Regions from separate parts of the Homo sapiens genome. Here regions 1 and 3 are each linked to region 2. A link is a contact called in ENCODE Hi-C data. All regions are on one chromosome and are shown on one strand. The core of a region is the stretch at or near the end of the contact, and the rest is flanking DNA. Distances in the headings are between cores, read along the strand shown.

The links. A loop is a pair of places that touch in the nucleus more often than their neighbours do. Pooled maps may share reads with other maps.
Region 1: a map of psoas muscle shows a loop between it and region 2 (2.9-fold over the local background). The contact joins two enhancer-like sites. A Hi-C loop is called at or near these places in 6 of 168 maps with a recorded cell type or tissue (ascending aorta, gastrocnemius medialis, psoas muscle and 1 more) and 11 of 50 pooled maps.
Region 3: a map of gastrocnemius medialis shows a loop between it and region 2 (4-fold over the local background). The contact joins two enhancer-like sites. A Hi-C loop is called at or near these places in 8 of 168 maps with a recorded cell type or tissue (ascending aorta, esophagus muscularis mucosa, gastrocnemius medialis and 4 more) and 11 of 50 pooled maps.

What each region holds. Positions count from the first base shown.
Region 1 is chr2:23,423,334-23,427,483 of GRCh38, forward strand. All of the region lies in intron 1 of KLHL29 (kelch like family member 29), which reads left to right. Among named protein-coding and RNA genes, the nearest start is that of LINC02923, 38 kb to the left of the region's middle. RefSeq lists an enhancer at 2,255-2,755. Within about 2 kb of position 2,683, at least 13 of the 41 ENCODE cell types and tissues checked have a DNase peak (open chromatin) inside an H3K27ac peak, as active enhancers do; they include gastrocnemius medialis and psoas muscle, where a contact is called at or near this core.
Region 2 is chr2:23,516,260-23,520,567 of GRCh38, forward strand. All of the region lies in intron 2 of KLHL29 (kelch like family member 29), which reads left to right. The region is part of intron 1 of LOC105374325 (a long non-coding RNA gene); the gene reads right to left. Among named protein-coding and RNA genes, the nearest start is that of LINC02923, 130 kb to the left of the region's middle. RefSeq lists enhancers at 754-1,254, 3,869-4,308. Within about 2 kb of position 2,357, at least 2 of the 41 ENCODE cell types and tissues checked have a DNase peak (open chromatin) inside an H3K27ac peak, as active enhancers do; they include gastrocnemius medialis and psoas muscle, where a contact is called at or near this core.
Region 3 is chr2:23,599,524-23,604,183 of GRCh38, forward strand. The region is part of intron 3 of KLHL29 (kelch like family member 29); the gene reads left to right. Among named protein-coding and RNA genes, the nearest start is that of LINC02923, 210 kb to the left of the region's middle. RefSeq lists an enhancer at 2,583-3,138. Within about 2 kb of position 2,843, at least 8 of the 41 ENCODE cell types and tissues checked have a DNase peak (open chromatin) inside an H3K27ac peak, as active enhancers do; they include gastrocnemius medialis, where a contact is called at or near this core.

The DNA of each region.
Region 1 (4,150 bases), core at 1,433-3,932, 93 kb before region 2:
GGCCGTGCCTCCCACCCCAGGGTCTTCTCTCTTCACCGAAGGGGTCCCTTCCGCCCTGCCCTGAGAGCTGCCCTGCGCGGGCTGTCCCCTGCTTTGTCTGCATTTGCATTCAAATCCTCTCTGAGAACTTCTTAAGCAGTGTCACAGTCCGTGCCTTGTCCTCTCAGATTCTCAAACGACTTAAAGCAGAGCTCTGGGCTGGTGTTTCTCTCAAAGGGAAATGGCCTCTGTGATTTCTGGAGTGCGTCATTCCCCTACGACTTGGCGGGTCTGTTGCTGGCCATGGGGTCAGTCAGAGAGGCCTAGCCTCAGCCTGGCGGGCGGGGGTCCTGTGGGAACACCATTCCATTCTCCATGGGCTCAGGGGGTGCGGTGTGGGATCTCGCTGGTCCTCCTGGGCCTCAGCTGGTGCCCCGGGGCCTCCCCTTGAGCTCCTTCTCCATCCTGGAGTGTCCTAGCCAGGTAACCCCAGCACAACGATGTGTCCGCATAGGCCAGGCTCCTCCACCACACATATGAAACAGCAGCAGTGTGTCTTTCTCCCTGAAGACGAGCAGGGAGCTTTGTCACAGGTTGCACGGCTCCAATCTCTCCCCGACCCCATTCACCATCCTTAGTGGCTTCGCTGGAGCATCCGCTCTCTCTCCCTTCCTGCCCAGCTGTCCACCTGTCACACCCAGCACAGCCCTGAGGTGCTGCCTCTTCACACGTGGCTCCCTGAAGGACAGTGGGGCTCTTGCTCCTTTTCTTGTAATAACAGCACCATCCACCACTCCTCTCTGAGGAACGGTGGGTAGAACCGATACTTCTAGAACAAGTGCTTGGGGCTTACTGCTATCAAAGGTGGGAAATGCATCAGATTTAAATTACCTATTGTAAAAGTCAGCCAATAATTCCTTACATAGTTTCCCCTAATATGGAACTTTGGGAGCCTCTGAGTGTGCACGTGTGCATGTGTGTGCGTGGGCGGGTGCATTTGCGTGTGCATGTTTCCTGTGAGAGAATGCATGGCGAACGGAAATCAGACTCGGTCACCATTTGGTTTATCTCCTTGGTTCACTTTGACTGCTCTACACTGTTAAATTGTTTCTATTATTTGTCATCTATGCTTTCATTTATAACCAAAGTGGACCGCTTTGGCTATAAAAAGTGACAAAGACAGGAAACATAAAAAACATTTATGTGGAGCCACCCCAAGTTAATGAGGAGCCTAAGAATGATAATTCTGCAAATTTGCCTCAAGGTTGTTTTTACCAGATCCATAAGTTGTGATCATCTATCTGATCCAAGTTCTTATATAGGTCATCTAAATGTCTTTAGTACATCAAATGAGAGGAAGAAAGAAGGGTGTGGGGGGCAGATAATACAGAGATAATTTAACCAGCTTGCCTTTTATTGATTAGAAAAAATTATTACCAGCAATGTGTTATTTGGAAGAAGGACTTATAAATCTCTCTCCGAATCTCGCTTTATCTCATCATTTAGATAACATTTGAACATTACTAAAACACTGCAGTTGATTTTCCTTACGCTCAAAAATGCACGAATTCTAACGATCGGGTCACAAAAGCAGTTTTTATCTATTTTTAAAGCTGATGCACATAATTAAGTTTCAATTATGTTTTAGATATGTTGGTCCCCAAACCAAAATGTCATTTTTTATTTGTCAACAAATCAGTCTTTCCTTGCACAACTAATTTAAAGGAAATGAAATGTTGTGTATAACGTTAAATGGGAAAATGTTGAAATGTGTCTTTATATATAATGAACGTTATTAAAAAATGGTCTTTTAATGCTCATTTAATATAATCCTTGAATAATATACTCATATAAAATATTTAACTAAAAATCTTTTTTACCATAAGCCATGCAAAAATGATAAAATGATTTTTTTTAATTGTAGGGGGTTTGTGAAATTATAGATTACTGTGAAAGGAGTTCATTAGTCAAAAACAGAATTGGAAATGCTGATCTAGAGACACAAAGCCCAGGGATTTCAGGAGGGAGCTGGAGAAGGGGAGAGAAGTGAGGGTGGGGAACAACCAGTCCCCGCCTGCTAAGGAATGTATGGCTTCCTCCTTGGGCGCCAGCAAATACCTCTCTCTCCAGGGCCGGCCAGACCAGGGTCCCATAGCAAATGCCAAAAGCTAGCCAGAGGTGAGGGCATTTAGGAGTGTTGCCTTTGAGTTCATCCTTCAAAGAACGCAACGCTGGGCAGGTAGCAGGGTGAGCCCCCTGCCTGCGTCCTACCCTGGTGTGGGGATAGGGAGTGAGCTGGAGACACAGATGAAAGGAAGCCAGTGTCCCCCCAGACTGCAGCCCCGAAAGGAGCAGCCCTTGGCTGATCCCCGCTAAGCTGCTTTGCCAGCTTGCCTTAGATTAGACTGGGTGTACTGGGTGCAGGCGACATCATTTCTGAGAACTGGCTGTCACATGACTTGGCAGAACAATAGCAGCCAGGTGGAATTTTGTTCCTTGTACCATTTGTGAGCACTGGAAGGACCACAGGACAATAGTGATCCAGGCTGGGTCTCTTTCTTCATAGGGCACAAATCAAAGCCCAGAGAGGTGGGAAGAGGCCGCCCAGGGCCTCAGGGTGGCCAAGAGCATGCTGTGTATACATTCTCCCAGGCTCCCATGTGTGCATTCTTCCAGTGTTCTGGGACAAGGGTGTGTGCCATTTCAAAGATACTGATCACAGAGGATGACTGCACCCTTCCCATGCCTGGGGAGTGCCTTTGAGGTGGGGAGATGGCCTCAGGGTCATGGGAAAGGCTCTTGGGAGGGACAACTGGGTTCTGGAAGGCTGTGGGAAGCGGGGAGGAGGGGATGAGTAGGGCAGAGGGTTAACTTACGCAACAGCAGAAACCATTCTACTGTACTCAGGCTCTGCAGGTGTTTTGTGACCCTCCTGCAGGAACATTTATTTGTATCTGTTCCAGCTGGTTGACCTGCCACAACCCATCCTCAAATGTATCAATCCAAGGTACTATTATTTATGGAATCATTGACTCATGAGCTCCCCAGGGCTCCCCTGCCAAGTGACTTCCCGGCGGCCACTGGTCACCTCCAGGAGCAGGAGCTCCTAGCCCAACTGAGGGGAGGCCCCTCTTCCATCAGCTTTTCCCCTCCAGTTCTGGTTCTTTCTGCCCCTCGGGGTCTCCCAGTGCGCACCTGGTCCGCCTGCTACAGGAAGGCCTTTCAGGCATGTAAAGAAGCAAAGACACCCTCCCCGCTGCTGCAAATAAACGCCCAATCTGCAAGAATGTCTCCTGCCCTGGCTCACACATACTTTTCATGTACTTTTGGCATCTGAGTCACGTCTCTAAATGGGCTGCAGTTTGTCAACATCCCATGGAAAGTATGGCCCGAGAATCCAGTGCAGCACTCAGAGCCGTGACTGGGACAGCAAAGGGCCAGGTTGCCAGCTCTTTCTGCCAAGGTCTCAGTGCACAGCTGGACCCAGCCTCAGCTGACAGCTCTTCTGGAAGCTTCTGTGTTCTAGCGGGGGGTGATACAGTCTGCCATGAGGGTGAAGTACACATGACGCACCCTGAAATCTAACCTCTAACAGAGCCACATGTGTCATTCAGAAAAGAACATTGCTTTCAAGGCCTTTTCTTATTCTAACCAGAAAAGTGATAGCACTCTTTTATAGAGTGATGTGGATTTGAGCCATTAAACGATTTGCTTACTGATACCCAGGCCTCTTGATCTGGCATTTCATATCCCAGGTGACCGCTGCATGGTGCCTCTGAATGTCCCTACTCTTTTTCCCAAAACAGTACCTAACAGGAGCTCAGGTCTCCTGACTCCACAAGAAGGTGCTGGCTAATTGCACAGCCGAAAACTGTGCAAGAGCCAGTTTGAAAGGGGGCCACACGTTGATCATTCTGGGCTGAATATTTTTGCGGCGTTCTATATTTACACCAAAATGGAGGTGAACTTAACAATACGGTGTTACCACAGGAAATGAATGAATCTGTCAAAAATCACTCTTTTACTGAATGACTTCTTTAACCTGAGCTGCCAGAAAAGTCTCTCACAGTGGGAAGTCATGCTTTAGATGGTGTGTCCTGATGAAAAATTGATATTGGCGGAAATAACATTTTTTAAAACTTCTAGGTGTTAACAGTAACTTTGAGTTCTC
Region 2 (4,308 bases), core at 1,107-3,606:
GGGACTGGGAAGGGCTGACCAGGAGCAACTATTCGAAGGCAGCACCCTGCACACAGCCTAGCATCTGCACTGCTCAAGGCCAAGGGTCATGATTTCCAGATTCATTTATTTTAACAAACTTCCCCTTAATACACACACGCGCACACACACGTGGGAATGCTACACTAGCCAAGCTCGCCCCCAGCACCGAGAAACAAACTGGACGCACTCCTTTCTCTTCCTCTTCCCCTGCACACAGCAGACCCTCCAGGGACAATGCACATAATTCAGGCTTTTGTGCCATGGCGCAGCAAGCTAGGTTATGATTATACCAGCCTCTGGGGTCTAGCCAGGTAGCCCCATGGCCGTTGATGGCTTTGTCTCTACAGGAAAATACATTTGGAGTTACAAACAGCTGACTTCTTGGCAGACTTCTTGGAATTCAAGCAGCTCATAGGCAAGGGGCTGGGAAGTGGACCCTCGAGCCGGTTGGCCAATCAGCAGGTCCTCCAGGGCCCTCATCCATGCCTGCCCTGGCACTGGGGAGGCCACAGAGGAATTAGTGAACAGATCTCAGCTTACAAAGCCTCACAGTTTGATCTGGGGTGAGGCAGGAGGCAGGAGGCAGGGATTCCCTCCAGACCCTCAGAGCAGAACCAAGTCTTGCGTGTGGTGTCCCGCCAGCCCATGTCTCTGAAGACAGGGGAGGCAGCGTGGGCTTTGTCAGGCTGGTGACGGACGTGCCTGGGAGCAAGAGCCTGGGTCCAGAACCTTCCTGTCACAGGGAAAGTGCAGAGCTCCCTGTTTGTCAGCTGCTTCGTGGTGCGGAGCCTGCAAAGTCCAGGGAGAGGTTTCGTGCAGAAAGCCCTGTCTCCCTGTGCCCGCTGTGGACGTGGAAGGCAGAGGCGCGTCCTCTCTCAGCCACTCTCCTCCAGCCCGGGGGTCTGCCGTCCGCTGAGCTCTTTTTTCTTTAAACTTAGGAACAGAAGCCATTTGACAGAAACTTTTAAAAACAACCTAACTAGGCTGGGCGCGGTGGCTCACGCCTGTAATCCCAGCACTTTGGGAGGCCGAGGCGGGTGGATCATGAGGTCAGGAAATCGAGACCATCCTGGCCAACATGGTGAAACGCCGTCTCTACTAAAAATAGAAAAATTAGGTGGGCCTGGTGGCACGCACCTGTAGTCCCGGTTACTCAGGAGGCTGAGGTAGGAGAATCGCTTGTACCGGGGAGGCAGAGGTTGCAGTGAGCCGAGATCGTGCCACTGCACTACTCCAGCCTGCCGACAGAGCGAGACTCCGTCTCAATAAATAAATAAATAGAACCTAACTAATATAACATTTGAAATTTGGTCCTTTCCAGAATCTTTTCCCATCTTTTTAACATGTGCAGAGTGGATACAAGGCTGCCTCGTGTTTCCCATTTTTCTCCTAATGGAATTCATGTCTGGGTCTCCATGTGTCGCCGGAGTCCACTCCCGCTGAATGGATGGCTGCCCAGGGTTCTCTGCTCCTAGGGCACATTTGCTCAGCAGCTCCCTGTGGTAGAAAACTGGCTGGGCCCATTCCCACCACTGGAAAGTCACTTTAGTGCAGTGTCTTCTTGCCTCTAAGATACATTGGCCTTCCATTCTTTGAGCCTTGTGGGGTTAATGAGATGGAGAGTGAAGTAGGTATTTTTGTTCTCCCTCAGACCCTCATGGACAAGTCATGTTTTACCTCTGTGCTTCAGTGTTCTCCTCTTCAAAACAGGGAGGATGAGAAGTCCCCTTTCCCAGAGGACTATGAAGATTAAATGAGATAGTGTGTAGCTCATCATAAATGCTCAAGAAAGGGGAGCATAGAAGTAATAATTAGAGTAACCCCCTGAATTATCCTTGTTCTGGGAAAGCAGACAAGTCCGGTGGGCTGGGGGCCAACTTCCTCAGCCCCTCCGTGGGGACCCAGCCCGGAGGGAACCTGAGACTTGGCCTATGGCTCCTCCTCCCACATGACCCTGACGCTGTAAATGTCGCCTAACAGTCTTAAGCAGTTTTCACTGTGACCTGTTGTTATTTTCCTTGCTTAGAAGTAAAGATGTAAGCGTTGGAGCCTACCCGTTGACTCGTGAGAGAACCCAGTGGTCCTCTGGGAGGGCAAGTGTTTGAGCCACTGGGGATTAGGGAGCAAGAGCCTGGCTGCAAAGAGAGGGGGGATCTTCCCTTCTCCAGGAGATGCTCACGGATCTCAGGCCCTCGCTTTCCTCTGTCTGCTGAGCCCCATTTGGGCCTCTGCCTCTGCTACTTCCGTGGCCTAGAAAAGACAGCCCTAGAAAAGAAACCCCAGCTGTCCCCTCCGGGAAGGCTCTGTGCACCTTCTCCATGCTGGTGTGGGCGCTGTAGCACTCCCTGGCCAGTACCCAGGACACCTGAGCTCCCCACCAGCTTCCACACGCAGCAAGCACCGCATGTGCTTGCTCCCCACTGGGCCTGGTCCACAGCTGCACACGCCAACACATGCACCTGGTCCAGGGCCCCAGCCATCCCCTGCCCTCCACAGTCACTCCTAGGTCTGAGCCACCCCACAGCTGTCCCTTTCCTTTCTCCTATCCCCATATCATGAACTGGGTGACCATCCTCCAAGAGAGTGGCTCCAGATGTCCTGAGCAGGCATCAGAAGCAGCCAAAGTGTTCAGTCTCCTCTGCTTTCTCGGAAAAATGTTTTCTTTTTATTAGTGACTTCCCCCAGGCAATCCTTAACCCAGGGAAAGAGGCTGCTCTGTGGGCCTAGTGAGGGCTGGGCTGCCAGGCGGCATGTGGAGAGCCCACTTCTCTCCTCTCTGGGAGTCCTGCACAGACCATGCCCTGGAATGCACTTTCCAGTCTCAAGGCTTTTCTCATGTTCTGTGGGGTCTGTGCCCAGAGGCTATGTCAGAAGCTGCAGCCACCAAGCGGGGACAGCCTCCCTAGGTAAACTGACACTGACCCTCCGCTAGTCAGTCTTGGACCCGTCCACTACCCCGTCATCCACCCATGACTTCTTCCAGCCAGATCCAGCTCCTATGTTGTCAGCCTTGGCAATACCCCAGGGTCCCAGGTCCCCCGTCCTCCCCTCCCCCCCAGGCTCCCTCCCACCCAGGCATTCTGACCTGCTAGCTCAGACCCAGAATCCTGCCTCCCATGGCATCCGATGACTCCCCCTGGCCAGTGTGCCAAGGCCTCTAGACAGCTGCTGCCACACCCTCCAACTCTGGCCAGCCCCGCAGCAGAATGAGGCTTGGGCCCAGGACCAGGGTGTTGCCCTATTTAGGAGCTGTCAGCAGAGGGAGTGTTGGCATAAACCACCCTGGGGTATGTGAACCCAGAAAATCTGAGACAGGTCTCGGTGAATTTAGAAAGTTTATTTTGCCAAGTTGAGGACTCGCCTGTGACACAGCCTCAGGAAGTCCTGACGACATGTTCCCAAGGTGGTCGGGGGACAGCTTGGTTTCATCCATTTTAGGGAGACATGAGACATCAATCAATATATGTAAGAAGTATATCGGTTCTGTCTGGAAAGGTGGGACAACTTGAAGCAAAGGCAGGAAGACCCAAAGTGAGGAGGGAGCTTCCAGGTCCCAGATAGGTGAGACACAAAGATTGCATTGTTTTGAGTTTCTGATTAGCCTTTCCAAAGGAGGCAATCAGATATGAATCTATCTCAGTGGGCAGAGGAACTTTTATTAATGAACTTGATTTTATTAATGAACAAATTTATTTTGAATAGAATGGGAGGCTGGTTTGCCCTAAGCAATTTCCAGCTTGAGTTTTCCTTAGAGATTTTGGAGGCCCCAAGATATTTTCCTTTCACTGGTATCATCCACCCAGGAGAGAAGCCAGGTCAGGGAGTGGCAGAGAGAGGAGGACGGGTCTGAAGACTTCCTAGTCTCATTGAAGGTGGTCAGTGACCACCCCAGGTGAGGGTGAAGCCCTCTGCTAAATAGAAAGCAGCCCAGACAAGGCCAAATCCACCTCAAAACGGGGTACAGGGCAGGGGTGTTCATCGTGTTAATTCTGTTGGGCTTGGCCTCTGCGCTTTCATGGGCTCAGATACCTAAGCCTTCCAGGGCCTCAGGTGCCTGATCTGCACCCAGGGAGGGCTGGAGGGAAAGGAGCCTGAAGGGGCTTTCAGGGCCTTCTGTGATTCGTTGACTACTTCAAACAAAAACAAAGCCTTCCCAGCCGGGGTGATGGAGGAAAATAAGAACAAAGCTGGCTGTGTTTGCTTGTGTTGGAATCCAAGGAGGGGACCTACTGGAATTTCCCTCCCTTTGCTGGAGGCCAAGGTCAGGCCACTGCCCTGACCTCTGTT
Region 3 (4,660 bases), core at 1,593-4,092, 84 kb after region 2:
ATATAAATATTTACTATATTTAATAATTTATCCTTATATGACATGTAAATATTTACATATATAAATATTTATGTACTTTAGTCCATGTGTGTACATATACACAGACAAAACACATATGCATATGTATTTTGGAAAAGTCAGAACAAGAAGAATTATAAATGAAGATATTGGCACTCAATAGCATGCATAATTTTTTTCCTCCAGCATTTTCGGTTCCGTGGATAGGGAGTGTGTGCATTACTGTTTGTAATTTAAAGACAAAGGAAACATGATCCCAGCTTCTTTGTGTGTGCCCGCCCGACGCCACGTCCCTCCTCCCGTGCCTCTGTCCGCATGCTGGTTTACATAGAGTAGCTCTGGGTCAGCCATGGCTGCCTGGGTTCCTCACTCCAGGGTCCTCCTTAGGATGTACCCCAAAGGCCCAAGCCCCCCATCCCCCTTTTCATTCTGCAGGGTGTGCATACACACGTGCAGGAGATACGCCACACTAACCAGAAGCTTGCTCCCTGTTTAAATGTGAGGCTAGGGTAGGAGGGAAGAGGACATGTATCCGCATATGTTAGCTAGAATGCAGCCCAAGCTGGAGGTTGGTGACACTGCAGTAATTGGAGGTAAGAGCTGTGAGGCCATTCAGATAAATTTTTGACATAAAAATGTAGGCTGGTTCATAAAAGGTTGCAGTGACAATAGGTTATAGTGACAGCTTTTCAACAATTTTCTAAGCCTCCGGATGGAAGGGGACTCAGCATAATGAATTATGGGTGGTCTGGACAACATGGTATCCTTTCATAGGCATGGATCTAAGGGCAGAATAAAGTTATCCAGGATGGCCCACATTGAATAACACTGTTGTTAAAACATGGACTGGAGAAGGAGAGAAAAGATTAGATGCTTGAAAGACTCAGCGACTGTAGCTGCAAGGCCTTGGTCTTGCAACCTGGGCACTGGGTGTTCGCAGCTCCCATCCTCCAGCGTAATGAGCACTTCATCTGCCAGATTCTAGGTTGAACATCACGCCTGTCTGGCAGGGCTCCCGGGCTTTCCTGCAAAGGGGGCGTTGTTCCTCTACCAGCTCAGCTGTTTGTGCGGTTTTGCCCTTTTGATTAAATTGCCTCTATCAACTCCTGGATGGGACTTGTGGGACCCTTCTTAAGTGGATGTCTTCTGGAGGGGAGACTATGCCAGAAGGAAGGGGGCTCAGAGAAGGAGTGGGACCCATCAGGTTGGGAGAGGGGAAAAGCCCTGGCTCCCACAGAGTCCTCTCTGCCAGAATCCACCCTTCGCCTCTGATCAGGTACTGGCTGCTCAGTCAGAGAGCAGAAGCAGCCACCTTTGATCCTGTCTTTACTTAGGTGAGAATAATAACAGCCAGTATGATAACAGAATGATAACCATCACTTGCTGAGTGCCTACAGTGTATGTGAAACTACATTAAGCACTTTGTATCATCTCATGTAAACCTCACAACAACCCTGTGATGTAGGTATTGCCATTCCCGTTTTATAGAGAAGAAAACTGAGGCCTAGAGAAGCTAATCTGCAGCTCACAGATGTTCAAATAGTTTGGAGTTGAAATTGGGGTCTATCCTGCCCCCAAGTTTGCGCTCCTGGCCACTGATTGTGTTATACTAACTCCTGAACACTCACGCTCCAAGACCGCACAAAAAGGCGTCGTCAAAAGGGGAGAAGAGTTTATGAGTGTCTCCCAGGACCATTGAGGGGGCCCGGCAAGTCGGGGTACAAGATTTGCTCAGCCGAGAAAATTCATTTTAAGTGGGTTTTGGGTGGGAGTAAAGCGTCCTTGGTAGTGAAATGTCTGTATTCAGTGACTTCAAGCTGGGCTTGTGAATTTATATGAATAATTTGTTAATGGCAGTTACAGGAGTTGAAGTAATTTACGTGGTCATAAGGGAGTAAAATTCTGCCCTGGAATGTGCATGTGTATTCAAGCCTCCCCCTCTGTGGTTTGCCACAGGAAAGCATGGCAGGTCTGAGGTCTTTGGAAGCCTTGCTCATGATTGCAAACGAGACCAGGCCAGGGTCTGTGAGAGCTTAGCCATGCACCCAACCTCATTGTGATGTCCTGACATCTTCTAGATTGCAAACATCAACGTGTTCCTTTGCATGAGACCACTGGGGTGGGAGGGTTACTCTTAGCTCTGAGATACCCAGTGAGAAGCGTGAGGGCACCTTCCCCACTCAGTAGTGCATCTGAGGTTGGTAGGTTCCCAGGCTAGCCCACCACACTGACTGACATGATCTTGTCTGATGGAGACCCAGGGGTTTCCATCCCACATCCGAGCATGTTGTTATTCATGCCCCAGCCTTTGCACAGGGCCGTGCTGTTTGCACACCAAGCCCTCCGCAGTGTGGGGGTGGTAGTGGAGGGCTCAGTTAATAGCTGCTGCTTTGATATCAGGCTGTGAAGGACACTCTTGGGGCTCTGGAGCCAGGGGAGGACAATTGACGGGGGCTGAGGCAGGGCAGAGGGAGCAGAATCCAGTGGCTATGGCAGTCACTGCCCTGGAGAAACTCACGAAGGGGCAGGGGACACAGCAAGGGTCCCCCAGTGCATCCCTGGTCCCCCTGTGCCATGACGAGCACAGAGTATCCACTGCTCATTTTCCCCAGAATTTGGAGACAGCCAGAGTGTAGGGCCTTTTCATCCTAACACACAGAGACAGCCCGTGCCCGTCGGCAAGACATGACGTCGTTCCTGTGCCTCCCAGAGCATCTCCTGAGTCATCCGTCCCAGCACCCCCCTGCCCCAGGGCCTGCCCAAAGCAGGCGTATTGTGTTACCCTTTCTCCTTGCGCTTTTCTTGGTAACAGCACTGGCTGCGGCTCCTGCACAGAGGCCTCCTGGAGACATTCTGTCCTGGTCGGCCCCAAAGGCTGGCTCTGAGTCAACACGTCCATCCCTACCCTGGAAGCTCTTCCTCACTCTGCCCAGAGTCCTGTGTGAGGCCAGTGGGGAACTTTTAGGAAGCCACAACAGGGGTAGGGGGTCAGGAAAGCTGTGACTGTGGCTTAAAAGCAGGTGAATGTCCCTCCTACCCAAGGGACAGCTCCAGGCAGCTGCTCTACGTGAATTTTTTTTTTTTTTTTTTTTTAAGGAACAAGGTCTTGCTGTGTTGCCCAGACTGGTCTCGAACTCCTGGGCTCCAAGCAGTCTACCCATCTCAGCCTCCAAAAGTGCTGGGATTACAGGCGTGAGGCACCACTCCCGACCTCTACATGGGAATATTCTGTCCTCACGGTCTGAATCCCGGGTCAAGGGAAGACCTGGAAGTGTATGAGGTTGGCTCTCAGGTGCTACTCAGGCCCAGCCCAGGGGAGCCACACCCCATTGGCTCAGTGAGATCAGGAAGCAGGAGAGGGTCTGCTCAGCCTAGGCCAGCTTGGACTTGCCAGCAATTCTGGGGCTTCATAGACCCCTCTGATTTCTTAGGAAAAGACATCACAGCTCTTGCCAATCCATGAGTCACTGAGTATGGCGTGAGCCACCCTCTGTGCCCAGCCTGATGGTGGGCAGTCTGGGGTGAGGTCAGGACAATGCCTCTCTTCAGGGTAGGTCAAAGTCAGGGAAGTGACCCCCCACCCCAGGGCAAACAAGGGCTCAGGAAAGCAGGTTTGAGGTCAGAAGTGAAGTTGGACAGCCTTCCCTGGACCCTGGAACCGTGAGAAATGCCCACCCTGTAGGAGTTTCTGTAGCTGCTGGAGCCAGAAAAGGCAGCCAGAGGTAGGGCCTCAATCCAGAAACCCCGTTCATCCCACGTGGCTGGATCCCACCTCCAACCAGCAGTCAAGGTGTTTCCTGGGCTGGAAGATGAAGGCTACAGCGGCGGCAGTCAGGGCTCTGACAGCAGGAACAGGGGCATGTCCTCTGAGTTCTTGGGGGACCTCTGCTGGGCCCTGAGCTCTGTGTCTCGGGACAAAAATCCCAGATTCCAGAGCTGAAGGCACTTCCCAGGTTTCCTACCCAGCCAGTTGCTTTCCAGGTGGGGTCTGAGGCCCAGGCCTTTTGAAAGGCCCTGGCACGTTTGGAATAAAAATTCTGAAAGTGCTGATTTTCTAAAAGAGGGAGATCGAGGAGGCTGGCCGGGAAAGCATACCCTTCCTCGGGTGCTGGAGCCCAGGAAAGCCGTAAACACTGTGAGTCCACATCCCAGCCCTTCCCTGTCTCCAGGCCAGTCCAGCATTGTGTCCAGCCCTGGGGAGCAGGCCAGGCCGAGGAGCCCTGGTGGATTCCATCAGAGGCCCTGGTGCAGCTGCATTCACGGTCCAGCGGGAAAGGAAGGCTGCACTCAGCCCATCCCCGAGTTCAGTGCAGGAACAGCTCTTACGGGGTCCCCACTGGCCACCCAACATTGTCCCCGTCTCCTCCAGAGGGACTGTGCCCAGAGGAGGTGCCCAGATTTGTGGCGAGGTTGACCATAGCACCATGAAGTCGGTTCTGTGAGCTCAGGCCTGGGTACTGGGTGCACAGTTCTAGTGTGGGTCTGGTCTTCAGTGCTCAGGGTCTGGGGCAGCCCCCGAGGGGACCGTGTTGCTATCCAGTGTGAAGCATCTAGACAAAGGACCATTGGACAACTGGAAGATCCTTTCTTTTTTGTTTTTTTATTTTTTTTATTTTTTTTATTTTTTTGAGACAGAGTCTCA